Regions from separate parts of the Mus musculus genome. Here regions 2 and 3 are each linked to region 1. The links are chromatin loops, found by intact Hi-C in ENCODE. Cell type or tissue: left cerebral cortex. All regions are shown on one strand. Each heading gives the region's core, and the rest is flanking DNA. Links, peaks and the distances in the headings are about the cores only.

What was found. A loop is a pair of places that touch in the nucleus more often than their neighbours do. Peaks named below come from ENCODE experiments on the same cell type or tissue, not always from the same donor. Only the 100,000 strongest peaks of a DNase experiment are listed, where the experiment ranks them.
Region 2: it touches region 1 in a loop (3-fold over the local background); 3 of 42 quality-filtered maps call a loop at or near these places.
Region 3: it touches region 1 in a loop (2.8-fold over the local background); 2 of 42 quality-filtered maps call a loop at or near these places.

Annotation. Positions count from the first base shown.
Region 1 is chr3:109,777,314-109,783,813 of GRCm38, forward strand. Ntng1 (netrin G1) reads right to left here. Exons shown (of 8, transcript NM_030699.2): 8 at 2,737-5,598. The coding sequence ends at 5,369. Among named protein-coding and RNA genes, the nearest start is that of Gm25681, 83 kb to the right of the region's middle. In left cerebral cortex, for the core only: a CTCF peak has its summit at 5,089 (motif pointing right); DNase peaks (open chromatin) are centred at 4,254, 4,473, 5,116, 5,465 and 1 more place; H3K4me3 peaks cover 1,622 bases; H3K27ac peaks cover 788 bases.
Region 2 is chr3:109,935,633-109,938,132 of GRCm38, forward strand. The region is part of intron 2 of Ntng1 (netrin G1); the gene reads right to left. Among named protein-coding and RNA genes, the nearest start is that of Gm25681, 73 kb to the left of the region's middle. In left cerebral cortex, for the core only: no CTCF peak of the experiment used is centred there; DNase peaks (open chromatin) are centred at 1,444 and 2,198.
Region 3 is chr3:109,913,022-109,915,521 of GRCm38, forward strand. All of the region lies in intron 3 of Ntng1 (netrin G1), which reads right to left. Among named protein-coding and RNA genes, the nearest start is that of Gm25681, 50 kb to the left of the region's middle. In left cerebral cortex, for the core only: no CTCF peak of the experiment used is centred there; a DNase peak (open chromatin) is centred at 1,340.

The DNA.
Region 1 (6,500 bases), core at 4,001-6,500:
GGAGGAGGCTTTCTTTCAGTGTTTCTCCTAGGCAGAAAGAACAAGAGCAGCCCTCCTTAGGAGCACAAACACAAAAAACCAAACCTGACATTATGTAGTTGCCTACCTTGGGGCAAAAACAAAACAAAACAAACAAAAAAAACCAAAATAGAACAAAACCACCCGGTTCTTAACAGGACTTCAGGTGTTTGCTTTTCTTTCACTTTGTTTTAATCAAGCAGGATGGCTATCTGTGTAACAGACTTGCTCTACCATGGTCCCCTCAGAGTGGCATCAGGGATAGCTTTGGCATATGATGTTTGTCAGGTTCTTGACACATTTGTGCTAAGCAGGAATTTCCATTTCTATTGCCATAGTGGTAAGAAATGTAACAATTATTTTTCCTTTCTTTCCAGTTTTATTTCCCTCCAACAAGAAAATTTGTAATTCCAATTAAATAATAATTAAAATGACATCTCTGGAAAAAAAAATGGGACTAAGTTAAGAAAATGAGGGTTATTTTTGCTTCGGATCCTCTGCAGTTTGCCTGGGCTAGTCTAGCTAAGTGTTTAGTGCTAACATAATTAGGTTTTGTAGAGTAATGTTATTACTCCATTTTAATTCATCAACCAATTAACAGCAGCTTTGAGGTGACCAGAGAAAGCTGAAGGGAGTGGGATTCCAGCAGTTACTAAAGGTTTGAATGCTTTAAGAGGCCCCTCAAAATTGTCAATCTCTTCTTGTAGAATTATTTTAGAATACACTCTAAAAGTGTATTAAGGACGCCATTTTTCTTATGTAAGAGAACTTAAATAACTGTATATTAGTCAATATTAACTTGCTTTCCACAGATGTTATTTTTCAATTTCTAGTTAAATGCAATAGTGGGGTTTCTGCAAGGGGCATGCCTGTGTTTTTCCCTCTTGGTTCTCCGGAAGCAGAATGAAGACGGTCGCCTGTGAGTCACACCGCACCAGGTGTTGAGAAGAGCAGACGTTCTCTGTGTTCCGGAGACTGTTTGGGGAAAATTCAAAATATGGAAGTTGGCATTCTTACTTTTTTTTCTGACATCATCTTGTGTTTGTGTGCAGTTTATGTGAGGAGTTTGTTGGCATCTACTTTAGGTAACTGAAGAGAGAGAGAGAGAAAAAAAGCTACTTTTAATGTAAGAAAGTAAAAATAAAGTTTAAATAAAAAAAAAACCCACTTTATATGGAAGTACTCAGAACTTTCAGAATGTTTGTATCAAAGAAAGCCTTCATGTTTTTTAAAAATACCACTGAGAGGCTGGAGAGGGGGTTCAGTGGTTAGATGCACTGGAGAGGTGGTTCAGTGGTTAGATGCACTGGTTGCTCCAGCAGAGGACCTAGGTTCTTCAGTACCCACACAGCAGCTCATAGCCACCCTAGTTCCAGGGCATCTGACTTATTCTTCTGACCTCCAGAACACGATTGCATGCTGCACACAGACACATCCATGCAAAACATCCATACATAAGAAACAAACAAATAAATAATATTGGCTAGAAACCAGTATTGATTTCCTGAGACAAATTATTAGACTCCGGGTAAATTGTTTATAATTAGATTTTGTGTTAAAATCCCAGGGATAGCTCTTTTTAAAAATTCTTATATATAATACACACTTCAGTTAGGTTTCCTTTGGGGGAAAAAAAAAACCCTTCTTTTTTAACCTCAGCTTTTCCCAACTCTTGGGTAAGTGGATGTCACACCCTCCTTATCAATAAAGGCTGGGAGTCAAAGTGGTAGGTAAATAACTCATTCAGGTTTCTGAAGGTAGACTTTTAAATCATTCTGGATGTTAAATGCATGTAGACAGTTGCATATGTTATGAATATACTGTGTAACCCCGAGCTTCCTAGTGTCCTGTTCAATCCAACGAGCACAGAAACTGCCACTGATATTTGACTTAGAAATAAACACTAGGTAAAGTCCAACAGACCATTTCCCAGGGTCAAGAGCATCCTATTTGTGATCATGGGGTTTTTATATTCCTAGATGACTAGAGTATTGGTGGTAGAGGAGGAAGAAGATGGAAGTAAAGATCTGATTTCAGGGTTTCTATCTAAAGATTCTTAGAGGCCAGTTAAGTCACAGGTCCAGGAAAGGGTGGATAAGACACAATACAAACCACTGAACTGTGGAATCTATATCTTCTTCAGTCTATGTGCTCAAGTGTTGCCTTTGTGCTGCCTGCCTACAGGAGGCCAGCGTCCTGTGGGGACATCTAATTAGACTGGATAACTGGGCCAAGGCAGAGGAGGGTAAAGGTGGCCGTTCTAATATTTGCCCTTAGGCTGTGTGATCAGTCTTTACCCCTTCATGATAGGTAAGATAGATTACTTAACTCCCTGTCAATAGCAAAACTTTCTAGAGAGCTGACATTTTACCATGCCCCACCCCCACCACATCACTTCCTTTTGAGTTATATACACATCAGTCCTGGGAGGAATGCTACTCCTCCTTTGTAGGGCAGTTGACAGATGCCATGGGATCGCTGTATTGCCCACATTATTGAACCTTCCAGGAAACAACTAAGAGCTCCAGCCTCAAATGTGAATACAACTTAGTCCACCCTACCTGCCTCCGTCCTGTCTCAGAACAGAATATTACAGATTCAAAGAATTCTAGAAAGCAGCACAGAAAACCCTGTAGGCTGATATTTTTTTTTTCTTAAAATGAATCGACTTTTAAAAGAACCAGATTTAAAAGAACATTTCATTTACGTTTGTTATATACCTAAAAGTGAATTTTTATTAAAAGCAGATCACATCACTTCAAGAAAATCAGAGAACTATATCTAAATACACTGAATGCAAGATATTCCTCCTCAATTTAGATTCTTATAGCCTCATAAAGATAAAATGCAGATGAGTTGATTTAAATCAGGCCTTCATTAAATTTCAGAATTAGCTGTCGGAATCCCACGTATTGAATTGTGCAGCGTCTGATTCCTGATCATTGTGACAAAGCTGTGTGACTGGATAATGATAAAGTGCACCATTGCCAGAAATAACACAGTCTGCCTTTGGTTTGTGCTAATAAACTATAAGACAACTTAAACTCCATTTTAATATCAGAAATCCACCTCATTAGAAGTAATCTCACACTCTGTATGCGATCAGAATTTTCATGTGCATTCTTTGGTGAGCTGGGAATATGATTTTCTATTTATGCTTCTAATGTAAATCTGCCATTTCTGGTTGGCCACTCTGGCACTAAGCCAAGGCGCTAATTTATTTCCATCTTTCCCTATTTCTTATATCAAAAGATGCTGTTGGTTTGAATAACAAACATCCAATCGACTTGGACGTGGGGTGGCAGGCAGAGCAGGAATTACCTGCTTACCTTTTATTGCCTTCTTTGAATTGGCTTTTCTGGGAACAAAACCAATAAGACATGCTGTTCCTTCATCTAGTTTTGACTCGGTTATTTGTCAGAAGACATTGTTCCCCCTGCTTCCCCCTGGTTCAAGCGAGACTGGCGGTAGGGTGAAGAATTCAGCCTGGAACGAGGCTTCTGACCTAATACTGTCATTGGTTATTGTCCCACCAAGTCATGTAGGACTTCATTGTCTTTAATCTTCTGGTTTGGCCTCATAATTATTTCTGATTCCAAGAGATGCCATTGCTGACACATTTGTCACCTGCAGGGTGGCAGTGTGCCGGGATTGAACATACATTGTTTCAGCCCCTCCAAAAACTTTGCAGTGATTCTCCACCCGCCCAGCTCCCTCTGCTGTCATGTACAGTAATTGGCCTAATAAAAGGCAGAAACAAGAATTTATTACACCTTGGGCAGTACTTGAAACAGACTTTATTTTCAGGAACAGCAGTTATGTCTACTTGCTGCTGTATATTTTGATATTTCATTTAAATACTTAGAATATATTCAAAGTCAAATTGCTAATCACTCAATTTCCCTGCTGCTGTCCTGGTTCCCCAGGTGGCCTCTTATGATACTCCATGTAAACACTGTATTTGGAAGGATACATAGATCGGCATCCCTAGAGTCACATGATCACCATAAATCTGTGAAAATAGCATGACTTAAAAATAAAAGTCTCTTAGTGCTCTGCCAACAGGCTTTGGCATAATCTTGGCAATCACTTAGATATTTCTTTCTCTCTGTTTTTGTGGTTATAATTTTTTCCCAGGTGGAAAATAGTCTCATATTTTGCAGACGTTGTCCAAGCTAGTGACCATCAATCCGTCTTCCTGGTTATTAAAGTTGTCAGCTGACTGTGTTCAGTCCACACAAAAATCAGTGACGTGACTGGGAAACTGCTGGGTGGTTGCTCCTTTCGTCTTAAGAAACGGCCATACAATTTCCTGATAACATTTCTGCAGGAATTTTTATTCTTTAAATCTTCCAGTGTTAAAGCAACAAGAAAAAACATTTAAAATGTCCTTTGGTGGAATCTTATTACACTTGCTATATGTAAACCGATATTCTTTGATGCCAGCACGCTCGTTGCCCTTACAGAGAAATCTCTGCATGACGAAACGAAACAAAACCAAAGAGGACCAAAAACTCAAACATCAGTCAGTCTTTGCTGATTCGAATTAGATACATTAACAGATTGTCTGGTAACATAAATTGGCAATAATACAAAAAATCTACATATTACATTATTTCAAGAAAAATAACTTCATTTGAATACAAAAGGATAGATACACTTTCTCTTTTCCTCTAACCACTCTTGTGAAGTGGACGTGAGCTGGCACTGGGACCGCAGTGCTGCTAAAATATACAGGGGTATGACTGGCTTGCGCTTTGGAGGGGGCTGTTACACGTGTGTATCACTAACATCAGACAAAGAAATCTTTCAACCAACAAGGGTTACAGAGCAACGTTCACTAAAGCACAGGTTGGAAGGGATTTGGGGGTCGGGGGGACTGAAGCAGGCCAATATGGCAGCTTGTAACAGATTTCCTTATACCCACAATGCACCTGACAGCGAAGAATGCTTTTATTTGGTTGGCCCACACACTGAGCAGAGCGGTACTAGGGTGCACCACGGTAGAGTAGCGAATGTTTTTAGGTTGGTTGATCAGTTTGTTTTCCGTCTTTCCTCTTGGGGGCGCTCTCACAGCCTTTCCAATCCGCAATCAGCTCTGCAGCTGGCAATGAGATTTGCAGTGAGAATAGCAACAGCTGCCAATTCCTCTGGAGTCAATGATGAACAGTCTCAACTCCGATGTGCGATGTGCTGTCCGGTTCTGAGAGATATGGCTTAGTTCAGTTAGGCCCTCTTCTTTTATACACTGTGTTGGAGTGGGTGTGCGTGTTTTCTATGTCAGTGGCAATCGCTTGGGTTGTGTTTGCTTCCCCACAGCACAGGCCTGTCGGAGGGCTGGGTGTGACCCCTAGAACACCAGGGGACCGGCAGTCCCCAGCAGCATGGTCAGCAGCAGCAGTGCTGGGGAGCCCCGCGGGGGTGCTCCCTGGCCGGATTCGGAGCCACAGCTGCCCGCCTCTTCGCACCGTAGCTTCTCACAGAGGATGCCGGTGTAGGCGTCTGGGCACGCGCAGCGCACATTGTTCTGGCAGGTCCCTCCATTCTGGCAGTGCAGGAGCTCATTGTCGCAGACATTAGCTGCAGAACGAGGGGAGGGAAAGGGAGGGGAGGAGAAGCAGAATCAATTTAAGTTCATCTGGAACATCATGTTTTCAGCTTTAAAAAAGAAATTCTCTATCGATCTTGTGCACCCCCCTTCCCTCCACAAACTAAGCATGTGACTCCAATTTCCAAACAAATGTAGTCGGCTGCCTTTGTTTTGATCATATTAGGCCTTTTCATATAGGTTTCCCCCTCCCCTTCCCCTGCAATCTTGGTTAATCTCCAGTTCAGGCTATCGAATTTAAGGTAATGCAATGCTCCTGGTTTGGAAATTTTTGTGTACGTGAGACCTGTTGTGACCTCCTAGGTTTTTTTTAAAGGACAAGTGCCTGATACAAGAAAACAGAACCTTGAAGCCAGATGAGTGCCGTTTAAAATGCAAAGCAGTGCTGCTAAAATGACCAACAACCTCTAAGGTCAGGACATCCATCCATCGTCCCTGAACCGATTCCAGCCTTTTCGTGCATGCAAAGAGGCCACAGGGAAGCAGGGGAATGCAGGGTTAGGATGTGAGAAAAGTGGCATGCTCCAAGCAGGCAACAGCCAGATGGAAGAGGAAAAGCTTGTTTCGTGGGAGGCATGTGAGGAAGAGCAGTCACATTTGTCCCTGACAGCCCAGCAGAGTTTTTTATTACCTTGTAAATATGGGGAGTAGAGCCCAAGGTTACCTTGATTTGGGAACAGTAATAAATGCAACGGTGAAACCCTGATTACCAAAATTTCATTACATCCATCAAGGAATAGAATCGGGTTGGAAAATCAAGAAGCAGCTCCTGACTGAAATCCATTCACAGCCTCTGTCACAGAACTTTCACCTCTAATAATTTCTCCTATCGTCAAAATTCCCCTTAACCTCATTAATTCAATGGCTTGTATTC
Region 2 (2,500 bases), core at 1-2,500, 150 kb after region 1:
TCAAAGTATGAGGACAGTTTCTTTATCCCATGTGTGTTAGACACAGAATATGATCATAGAGACATAGAGAGAGACTCATAACTGCCTAATGCCTCAAGCCTTCTACTTTCTCCTAGGAAGGCTGGGGAAATCCTTTCTTGACTTGACATTCCTTAGAACATGGTTTCTTTTTATTATCCATTTTTTGTGGTTATCATACAATTATATCATTTCTCTCTTTTCCTTTCCATCTTCCAACTCCTTCCATGCATCCCCCTTGCTCCCTCTTAAATTTATGGCTTAAATGTGTGTGTGTGTGTGTGTGTGTGCATGTGCGTGCATGTGTGTGTGTGTGTGTGTGTGTGTGTGTGTGTGTGTATTATGTATTTGTATGAACATTTTTAGGGCTTATCATTTGGGATTGGATGATCAATTAGTGTGTTCTTCCCTAGGGAAGATTATTCTACTCTTAGAATTCCTTAGTTGTCTCTAGTTCTTTGTCTAAGGTTGAGGGCTTCTGAGAGGTCCCCTTCTGAGCGGCATGTCTCCTGATGTCATCCTTATTCAGGTCTTAGTAAGTCATGGTTCTTTAACAGCTTACTTTTCAAGCAGGGTTTTAGAATTAACCATGAGTGATAGATGCCTAGCCCATGTCCTCTATAGCCATGGCTCCCCTCATTAACATTCAGCTTCCTCTTGGCTTTGCCCCCAGTCCATCATACTTAACTGGGTCCCTGCTTCATAAAGTCTGGTTTTAAAACATTTACTTTATTCACCACAAATCATTAAAATGTGGTACACTGCAGGCTCTGGGGCTTGGTCCAAACATCTGGCATCCTAATAGCTAGAGATGAGAGCAGTGCTCAGGAATGTCTTGGACTGAGAATGCGTTCCAAGTAATGGAGCCGGGAAGCCCACTCTTGTTATGCTGCAGTATCCTTGAGGGATTGGTTGCGACACCCAAATCTGTCTAATCTACAATCCAAAGCATTTGCATATTCCCTCCACATACTTAGATTATCTGGAGATGATTTAAATGTAAATGTTATGTAAATAGTTACTACACCGATTCTTTTGGAGACATTGACATGGAATAATCTGTATGCTTGCAGTGCAGAGTCAACCATCCTGGGCTTGACAAAACAGCTCAGGAAACCATCAAACAAGGCACATTTGTAGAATGAGGACCTGTAAATGGCAGGAGGATGTGACACAGGGTGCCGTCACGTTGCTTATTCTAATGAATCAACACAGTGCTCTATGTGGGCAGAGTCATATATTGCTGTTGGTAACTTTCTGCATACCGCCCCCCCCACTCCCCATGTCTTCTCTCCATGTGTGGTTGACTGCAGATGTTGATGGTAGCTGTGGAGCCTTCAGGTTGTGGGGCAGCAGCTCTAAGCGATGAAGAAGGTGCTGCACCAAAGCAGACACTTGTGCGTTTGTTACTTTGCACCAGCCCAGAGGCAGCTCCCAGCGGATGTTGATTATTATTCTCCTTACAAATGCTACTTCCTTTACAACCCACTCAAACAAGAAGCTGGAAATAGAGCTCCTTGTCATGTCACAAGTTGTAATACTGTTTCTGCTACACTAAATGCCTCTTCTAAGCTGTAATACTGTTTCTGCTACACTAAATGCCTCTTCTAAGCTGTAATACTGTTTCTGCTACACTAAATGCCTCTTCTAAGCTGTAATACTGCTTCGGCTACACTAAATGCTCCTTCTCAGCTTCCAACAATAGAATCTATAGAGAGTGAGACAGTATTTCTTAATTCTCCTTTACAAAGAATGGCAAATTATAGCATAGAAAGTCCACTATTCAGGTATACTGAATAGTTTTTCCTTATTTTCAGCGAATGTATTACAAGACCCCCAGGAAATACTGAAAAAGTTCTGGTCAAGCTAAGCCCAGTATATATATTTTTCTCCCCTACCCCTATTTAACCTATGAAAAAATATTTATAATTTTATACAGTAAAAATCAACAATGACTCATAATTAAACAGAACAACACATTATAATATAAACTATGTGAATGAGATCACTCTCAAAATATTTTTATATCCTCTTCCTTTTTAGACAGATATGGACTGTACAGTGTCCATGTGATGAGATGCTATAAATGGGGGATATGGGTGGATGTTCTTGATATAGTGCTAGGCTAGCGGGATATGAATACTGTGAGGCTGGGGATTGCTGCTCTGAGAACTGAGCCTGCTACTCAGTGACTAATCAGTGGGCAGTCTCTGCAGTGTGAATACAAAGCTAATGCTATTCTTATCCACAAAGGGTGGGACAGAGTCAAGCAGAAAGAGACTCCATCACATTACTTACAACAGTGCACAATGCGAACCTTAAACACATTGTTTGTTTATGGGTTTTTCCATCTAACATTTTGGACCCCAGTTGACCACAAGTAACTGACACTATGCAAAAAGAAACTGTTCCGGGCATTTGTGAGCATCATTGGCTGGAAGAATTGAACTTCTCCTATGGTTTTCAGTCTTTCTCTTGGAGT
Region 3 (2,500 bases), core at 1-2,500, 130 kb after region 1:
GTATTGTGTCACAGTTTCATCAAATATTTTCATATTTATTGACTGATCAATATTGGCTAAAATTTGGCTTTCAGGTTTTTTGTTTATTTAATTTTATTTTGGTTTTTGTTTTGTTTTTCAAGACAGGGTTGTTTCTCTGTGCAGTCCTGGCTGTCCTGGAACACACTTTGTGGATCACATTGGCCTCAAACTCACAGAGATCCACTTCCCTCTGCCTCTCAAGTGCTGGCATTAAAGGGGTGAGCCACCACTGCATGCCTCAGTAGATTTTTAAAGACTTTGTATTTTTGATAAAAATAAGGTTTTAGTATCTGGAAGGAGTCAAATAAATATATATAAACAAAACAGATAGTGAAGATCGTTACTACATAAGTAGCAGCATGAGGGTGCGGTTCTGCTAGGAATGTGTCTCTGTTGGGAGTGTGTCTCTACGGTAGTGTCTTTGCTGGGAGTGTCTCTCCTGGGGATGTGTTTTGGCTGGGGGTGTGTCTCTTCTATGATGGTATCTGATCTGTGGGGAGGGTCCTGTGAATGTCAGATGGTTAGAGGCTCAAGAAGAATCCTGAAGAACAAGGTTGATTTGAGGAACAGGAATAAAGTTCTGTGACTGACTCAAGCTAAGGAATCAGAGGGCAAATACCTTTGGAAAAGGCAAGAAGTGAGAGACAGGGGTTCAGTGCTGGATGTCAGAGGTCAGTGCATGTTATCTCAGACACTGGGGGACCACCGGAGGGTGTTAAACATAAACACATTATGATTTAAGTTTCTGAAAATAGCATTTGAATTGAATAGCAGAACACTGATTTTCATGAGCTCCAAGCCTTACTGACAGGGATAACAACAACAGCCAGGTTTTTCTGTGAGCTTTTTAGGCACTGGACATATGACACATCCCCAACTCATTAAAGGGAAGCAACGTTTATTTACATCAGCATGACATGGGCTGATATGCTTGAATTAAGTCATTAGATGACTATCACCTGTGGCCATCATCAGGAGCAATGGGAGAACTGTGAGCACTATGAATAGAGACATAAGGAGGAAGCTAGCATGGCCTGCAGGAGGCAGTGGGGGATACCACTGACAAAGGAGGTTCACAACAGCAGACATCCTTTGGTAATGAGAACAGGGTCGGTCCCACATAGAACCTGGGGAAACTGAGATACTTATAAGGCATTTAATAAGGATTCCAGTGAAGGGAGATTGGAGGAAAAGCATGACCCAGTCACCAACGAGCTATAGCAGATCTCAGCTGAATGCAATGCATGGGGCTGGCACCTCCTGAACCCTTCTAAGCTATCTATTAACTCTCCTACGTGAGAGATAAAGACATTTCCCCAAGATGCACAGATGGAGAGACAGGTTAAAGCCACTGTGCTGAGCACGAAGGTTCCTGGCAGAGGCTGAGATGCTCCCCCACCCCCGTGGAGCCATTTTGGTCTCACTATAAGTCTGTCTTTCTGACTTTCCTGTCCTTGCTCTTCTTCATTGCTCTTTGTCCTCCAAACCCATATCATGCCACTTCAGCTATGCCTTTCTAGGATCAGTGCAAGTCTCGCAAACAAAACTCAGTTTTCTAGGATGGGAAAGAGATGATGTCTGGGGAGACAGGAAACTAAAATAGAATTGCTCTTCTTTCCCTATTATTTAAAGAAAAATCTATGTTTTGATTCTTTATAAATGAACATACAGTATAAAATCCTAGCTATCATAGGCCAATGCTAAAGTGATCTTTCAGCAATTTTGATGAAATGTGTGTAAAATAAGGGGTGCTTTGCAATCAGTCCCCTAAATGCTATTCTAGTTCCATAAGCCAGGATCGGCTGCTTTTTAAACCTGCTACTGAACATTTATCTTGGATATAAATATTTCACTTGTTTTGACATCTCTGAAGAGCCTTTTTTAACTCACCAAAGGGGGGGGGGATCTAAATATATATAACGTATTTGTGAGACTACCTTAAAAGAAATGTTTGAGATCCAGAGAAGACTCCACAGCCTGTGTAGGCAGGATGTCAATCAGAAAGAACCACAGGCCATGTCTGTCTGGGCCACTGCCTGGAACATTCTTCCTGGGAGAAGTCTCACTCAGCTTTGTCTCAAATGAATGATCTTTTTCTCCAGCCTATGTGGACCCCAAATATTTCACAAAATTACCTTCATGCCCCTGGCCAGCCCATTCTATCAAACTTCTACTCCAATAAAAGGAGATTTTCCTTAGAGAGTTGAAGTGTCCAGGGAGCAATCGTCCCCCAAAGCCACATTCTCCATGGAGGAAAAAAAAAACCCTACATTCTTTTCCTGTTGGCCATAGGTCTTTAGAGTGCAGGGTCATACTTTCTCTTGTTCATGCCTATAGCCAATCAAAGGCAGGACCCTGACAAATCATGGTGGAACATGTCAGTCACACAGAGACACTACAGACTGCAGACCCGGTCAAGGCTTTGTGGCTTGCTACTGGTGTTGCTAATGCTCATTCATAGGCATAAGGCATACTAAGA